2 separate regions of the Homo sapiens genome follow, and region 1 is linked to region 2. A link is a contact called in ENCODE Hi-C or POLR2A ChIA-PET data. All regions are on one chromosome and are shown on one strand. Each heading gives the region's core, a stretch centred on a gene start or an enhancer-like site at or near the end of the contact. The rest is flanking DNA. Distances are from core to core; before and after follow the strand shown. Region 1 holds the start of GNB1L (G protein subunit beta 1 like). Region 2 holds the start of UFD1 (ubiquitin recognition factor in ER associated degradation 1).

Region 1 (3,358 bases), core at 803-3,302, 380 kb before region 2:
GAAGTTGCTGTGGGTGTGAGTGGTGAGTGAATGTGAAGGCCTAAGACATTATTGTACACTACTTTAGACTTTATAAACACTGTACACTTAGGCTGCAACACACTTATATTAAACATTTTCCTTTTTTTTTGAGATGGAGTCTCACTCTATTGCCCAGGCTGGAGTGCAGTAGCACAATCTCAGCTCACTGCAACCTCCGCCTCCTGGGTTCAAGCGATTCTCCTGCCTCAGCCTCCCAAGTAGCTGGGATTACAGGCACATACCACCACGCCCGGCTAATTTTTTGTATTTTTGGTAGAGACAGGGTTTCACCATGTTGACCAGGCTGGTCTCAAACTCCTGACCTCAAATGAGCTGCCCGCCTTGGGCTCCCAAAATGCTGGGATTACAAGCATGAGCCTCCACAGCGCCTGGCCTAAAAATTTTCTTTCTTCAATAATAAAATAACTATAGCTTACTGGATGACCAGTTACATATGTGGTCCCTAGTTGACCAAAACGTTGTTATGCGGTGCATGACAGTTATACACAGGAGAGGGCCTGAAAGAAAAAAAAAATTTGGACCAAAAAAGGCCTTTTCTGGCTCAGTTGGATTCATTTCTTCCACAGGCCCACTGCCCACTCTGCTGATGGGCGCTGAGCTGTAGACTGAGCTGCCTTGAGGCTGAGGTAAGCTGAATTTGTGGGAACCCCCACCTTTCCCTTGAGGGAGGAAGTTTAAATTATCAGGTCAATTAGGAAAGATACAACCGAAAAAAATCCAAATTTCATTCCCACTTCAAGGAGGCGTTTCCTGGCTCGGTGCCACTTTTATTATTTTTGGCCCAGGCTGCTGAAAGCCCCACAGACCCAGGGAAGGTACAATGTGACCTTTGATTCGCGTTTCAGGGATCAAAGTGAGTGAGTTTGGGTGTAAATGCAGATAACATTTCAGAGAGCTTTCATGAAAGGAGTCACTGGACCAGGGCAGAAAGGGAGCTGGTGTGTTACGTGTGTGTTCCCCTTGAGAAGCGTCACTTTCCGGTGAATCCGGCTGCCTGCCCGTGGCCCCAAGGACTCCTGGCTTGCATCCAGGTCCTTGGCCCACAGGCATCAGATCCTGAGCTGGGGCGCCTGCACCCTCTCCCACCTCTTCTCTAGGCACCGTGAAGCCGAGGAGAGGTGGCGTGGGACGGCTTGTGCAAGTGAGAAGAGCACCACCACTTCATCCTCACCTATCTTGTCCCAGGATCTGGGTGCTGACTCGGCAGGCTTGGGCTGGGCACGGCCCTGTGGGGAGGGCTTGGTAGCCTGCCCTCGCTGTCGTCTCCGGGTCCAGCCTCGGCCTGAGTCGGGAAGCACACAATTATATCCACAACAAGGAGGCCCAGAGGCCCTGCCTGCAGCCCCCAGGTATGCAGGTAGAGGGTCCTCTCGGACTGCCTGCCCCCTGCCTCTGGCGCCCAGCCTGCAGCTACGTCGAACCGGGCCCTAACAAGGTTCCCCGCACTGGCAATGAGTGATGAGAGGCACTCCGCGGGCACGCCGTTCCAGGGCGCTCACGAGGCCCAGCAGCCCCGCTATGCCCACATCCACCCCGACACCTGCAGCCCCCCAGGCTTAGCCCGGCCCCGCAGCAGCCCTCTCGACGCCCAGCAGCACCCCAGTGTCTGGCTGACGCCAGGGCAGTAACGGCGGGCTGAAGCAGCATCGGCCCCTCGGTCTACGCCACAGCCGGGTGCAGATTTCCCGGATCTGAGGGACCGCCGGGCACCGTCCGCTGGGGATCATGAGGGGCAGCTTTGGCCCGACCGTCTCGCGCCTGTACACGCGGCCCCACCTGATCCCGTGGCACTTGGCGCGGCGTGGGAATGGGCGCGCTCTCCCATCACCCACCGCGCGGCACTGCCGCGCCAGCAGGGACCGGGAGAGCCTGCGAGGTAGCGGCCACACGGCATACAGCGCAGGCGCGGCCTGGATGGGAGGAGCGCGTGGAGCGTGCCGGGAGCATGCGCCGGGTCGTACACGGCGGCCGCGCGCACGCTGGGGGCGTGGCTGCGCGATGTAATCGGTCTCTGGACGCTGCGCGGCGCTCCTAGGAGCAGGCGTTCCCGACTCCGGCAAGAGGGTCAGTGTGGAGGCGGGAGCCCGGGCGGCCGGCTTGAACTCCGTGCACGCGGGCCTGGAGCTGCGCCCCTGCGTCTTTTCCCGACTTCTGATCCGCAGAGGGGCACTCGGAGCCCCAGCCTGGGTCGCAGTGCCTTCGGTCTGCGGGCCTCAGTTTCTCGGTCCGCGCCGGGGGTTTGTGGGGGCACCTGGAGACATTTGGGCCGTTCTCGCAGTCTCGGGAAGCCGCGCCCGCTCCTTGCCTGGCCTCACGGCGGCCGATCTCGTTCTCCACTTTCTAGGTGGCGCCTGGACTCTCGCCCTCAGAGGGAGGCCCGTCCCACGGTCTGTGGCTACGGATCCCAGGACCCTCTTCGCGGGCGATTCGCGTAGCCTCAGGTGGGTGGGCTTCTTGTTGCCGTGGGCCTTGTGAGCTCGTATTTCCTGCATGGCGGTTGCTGGGGGGCGGGCGGTGCAGTCGTCTGCACTCAGCTTGCTTTAAGGCTTTGGGCAGGTTTTGTTCTTGGGGCTCCTGGGTCTCCCCAGAGCAGAGAACGGCTCCAGCGTTCCAGGTGCTGCCTTTGGCCTTGTGGGGGCAAACACACATGCGCCGTGGTACCTGCCCCTTTAGGATAGTGCTGTCCAGTCTAGAAGGGCCGAAAGTCTTCTATGCCAGGCAGTGTGGGGAGAAAAGTAGGGGGACCAACAGACTGATAGGCGTGGGAGGGCTAAGGTTCTCAAAATGGTGAGAGTGCGGCCCAGGGTTAGGAAGGCTCAGGCCCAAAGCAGGCCTGGCTGGCTGGTGCAGGGAAGCCTTCTCCCAGACTGCAGGGGACACAGGTGCGCAGGTGAGTGGGCAGGGTAGGGGACTGGGAAGAAGGGAAGGCAGAGATCTGGGTAGCACACTGTGGCTCCCGGGCATGGGGTGTGGTCATTGTGGGCAACCTGGATACCTAACCTTGGCTGGTGGTGGGAGCTGGGCCCTGGATCGGGGTCACTGCTTTTTTAGAGCTCAGTGAGGGACTGGACTGGACTCGACTCACGTCCAGGCCTTAGTATAATCCTGCAGTAAGGTGGGAAGCCAGGGTCATGGGCTGGGCTTTCAGGTGAAGACCCCCCCCCCAGAGGGGGGTCAGACCTGAGGGATTCCAGAGTGTTTGGGTGGTGGAGGTAGGGCCAGTGGCCCTGGCAGGTTCTAGTGCTGCAGGCCACCCTGGGAGGTACCTGGAGGAACTCACCCTGAGGGGGGATGGCCAGCAGATAGGAGATGTGGG
Region 2 (3,023 bases), core at 503-3,002:
AGAGTGTTTTCAAAGCCTATCTTATTTAGGACATTAGCAATTTACCTTGAAAAGAAACTGAGGAAGATTAGACGGGTTGAGAGACAAAAGACACGGGATAACATTAAAGCTAGTGAAATGCTTACGGGAAAAGCTAGGTGCTAGGGATATGAGCGTTTACCATACCATTCTGTGAATTTTGCAAATTACCAAAGTAAAACATCGGGGAGAAATGCCGATTTAACTTCCAGGCCTTCTGAAAAGTTCCTGATCCAAGGGCCTGACCAAAACAACGTAAATACTATGCCCTATTCAAAACCAAACTAACGATCTTCCCTAATAGACTAGGGGCTCCCATATTCCCAGCAACACCTGTGACACGACTATACCCACAGTTGTCACAGATTCCTCTCTCTCAAATCCCCCATTTGAGAGGCCACGACAGATCCAAAGTTTCCCCCAAATGCAACTGCTGTGTTCACCTATTAATATTAATAGCTTATTGCAAAAATACAAACTAGTCTCTTTACCTTTTACTTAATCCTTTATCCCACCCCACACCGTTGGGACAGGGAGGCAACCTCTCCTCCGAGTCTCTCTCCTCTCACTTGCTGTTCACCTCCTGCCCTGCTCCCTCTCCCACCCTAAGCCCTCAGCACCCATCCTGACACTCTGCCCGCCCTGCGCCCCCACGCAGCACCCTCACCTCGCGCGCCGGCCCCGCCCTCCTAGGGTCCGCAGAACTCACCTGAAGGATCTTGCACGCACACAGAGCATCCACGTCCGAGGCCACGAAGAGAAGGACCCTCTATCGGGGAAGAGCAGACCGGCTGAACACGGCGACCCGAACCCCGGCCCTCCCCTGCCTCCCGGTCACCCACGGTCGCTCCCCCTCATCCCTTCCCCACCGGCAAGGCCTCGGCGGGGGTCCCGGACTGGGCGTCACCTGGCTCTGGACCACCTCGTAGAACTCTTTGCGGAAATCGGACACGAACATAGCCACGGCGGCCGGACGCCTGGCGCTCGCGCTGAGGTACCAAGAGCCCGGCGGCGGTCAAGACTCCCGCCAAATCACGGCTCCTCCGATTGGTCCAGGGATCACCAACCAATAGCTTCTTAGTTCCCAGCCTTCCTTTCTTTCTGATTGGGCCACATTGGAGGCGGCCATTAGCGCTCTGCCATTCACGGCCAGAAAACTCCAGCCCGCCCCCAAAGAAGCGTCACCTCTGAGGCCGAACGCAAACACTGTTGCCCCCTTCAACTCTGACTCGCTTTTACCCAGAAAAGCGACGCTGGGCGGACATCTTTACTTTGGGAAGAGAAGCCTACTGCCTCCCACTGGGAACCCTCAGGGAAAGTATACTTCTAACCATACATTAAACTCAGTCACATACCCAATGGGGCAGCATTTACGTTTGCAATAGGTTTTTGGTGTGGTTTGAAGAAGGATTTGTAGCTTAGTTCCGCCCGAGTCCTCGATGGCTGAAGCAGAGGCAGTCTGGGTAGTGCATTGTGGGTAGTGTAGTCGTAAGGACAATGGGCCCTACTAAATTCGTCTGGAGGGGAATACTGTCAACACGTAATTTAAAATAACGTTTAAAAATACCTATAAAAGGGGAAATAAATCACGAAAGGGCATTTTAATGCTTCTACTGAGGGTGTTTTAGAGCCTAGCGTCTTCGCCTGGCCTTTTCTCTTTTGCAGCCGACGCTTTGTCCCGGGCACCCCCCCTCCGGGTCTCGGGTCCGGCACTTCCGGTGAGCCTCTGGGGCGTACCGGCTTGGCGCGGCGGCAGCGGCAGCGGCGGCTGGGAGAGCGGTCGGCGGGGTTTCTTCGTTGCATTGCCTGAGAGGAGCGGAGTCTGCCAGGTGGTGTCCATCATGGTAAGCGCTGACGGGCAGCGGGCGGGGGCTGGGCCTTGGCCCGGGGCCTGAGGTAGGGCCCGGCGGGGCAGGGCGGGGCGGGACGGCGGCGGAGGTGCCGAGTCACCCGGGCCTGAGTCCGGCCTGCAGGCTCATCGGCCGCACCGGGCACAAGCAGGACCCTTGACCACTAACCGCCTGTGGTCGCGTCCGCCGGTCCTGAACGTGGCTCGCATTCTGTCTCAGCCGGACTTGCCCTCCTTGACGAAAGAAAGGAAGGTTTGTGTCCATTCACGGGTTTCCCAAGTGCTGGACGCGCAACAGGTTTCCATAAACCCAAAGTTAGTTGCAAGGTTGCTGGGGATGGGAACAGAATCAGGGCGCTCCCCAGGGAGAATCCGTAGTGGGCATCCCCCGCTCTTGGGGGACACCCAGCTCTTGCCCCAGCTCCGTGAGCTCCGTGCCTACGGGTTCGTGCCTTCGAATCTGTACAGCGGTGTTGTGTTCGGTAATGATAACGATGGAAGCTAATACCTGCTGGTACATTTCCTGTTACACAGCTTTTAACACCTGTACTCCCTCATCGCGGCTTATTTCTTTTAATCCCTACAATCCCTTTGGAAGCAAGGATGATGATGATTTTAAACATGAGAAAACTAACGTTTACAGAGGTACTTTATTCGAGTCACAGAAGTAGGGACTGGAGAGTTGAAGCCAAGTCTGTCTGGCTGCAAAGCACTCTACGGTATTGTCTTCCTGTCACCTGTTTATTTTAGTAAAGACAAGGAATGATTGTTAGATTTTATCCCAAGTGTGTCACTGTCAAACCCTGGCTTATTTCTATTCTTGAGTTCATCCACTCAAGAATACCTGATATGTTCCAGGCAGTGTGCTAGGTCTCGGGATTGAAAAGGAAAGTGAGAGATGGGATCGGGAGCAGCAAAGAAGGGGCAGAAGGTCGGGTTCATGGGTAAACTGCAGGCAGGTTGTTAAGTATGTTGCCCCTTTGTGCGGATTTACCTTTTATATTCAAAGAGAAGAAATGGCTTACATAGGTTGGCTAGTGAGAAGCACTCAAGGGAAGCAAGCCCCTACCCTGTTCTGGCCTTGTTCACCCAGAAACGCTATTTCCTGTGTTATGGTTCTGGCCAAGATTTAGCTGAACAGTTATGCTGCTTAAAA

The links. A loop is a pair of places that touch in the nucleus more often than their neighbours do. ChIA-PET counts read pairs that join two places held with the same protein, here RNA polymerase II (POLR2A). Pooled maps may share reads with other maps.
Region 1: a loop to region 2 is called in a map of CD14-positive monocyte, with 5 times the contacts of the local background. The contact joins the promoter of GNB1L here to the promoter of UFD1 in region 2. A Hi-C loop is called at or near these places in 2 of 168 maps with a recorded cell type or tissue (CD14-positive monocyte and CD8-positive, alpha-beta T cell), 6 of 37 single-sample maps with no recorded cell type and 15 of 50 pooled maps. POLR2A ChIA-PET finds 5 or more read pairs at or near these places in 2 of 52 experiments (GM12878 and K562).

The regions. Positions count from the first base shown.
Region 1 is chr22:19,853,568-19,856,925 of GRCh38, reverse strand. It overlaps GNB1L (G protein subunit beta 1 like), which reads left to right and starts at 2,052. Exons shown (of 8, transcript NM_053004.3): 1 at 2,052-2,106; 2 at 2,387-2,483. RTL10 (retrotransposon Gag like 10) reads left to right here and starts at 2,052. Exons shown (of 3, transcript NM_024627.6): 1 at 2,052-2,266; 2 at 2,387-2,483. It overlaps LOC124905080 (a long non-coding RNA gene), which reads right to left and starts at 1,954. Exons shown (of 2, transcript XR_007068005.1): 1 at 1,214-1,954. RefSeq lists enhancers at 1,042-1,521, 2,944-3,358.
Region 2 is chr22:19,477,922-19,480,944 of GRCh38, reverse strand. It overlaps UFD1 (ubiquitin recognition factor in ER associated degradation 1), which reads left to right and starts at 1,752. Exons shown (of 12, transcript NM_005659.7): 1 at 1,752-1,862. The coding sequence starts at 1,860. It overlaps CDC45 (cell division cycle 45), which reads right to left and starts at 1,025. Exons shown (of 19, transcript NM_003504.5): 1 at 926-1,025; 2 at 728-787. The coding sequence starts at 976. RefSeq lists silencers at 1,076-1,125, 1,916-1,985 and an enhancer at 1,216-1,515.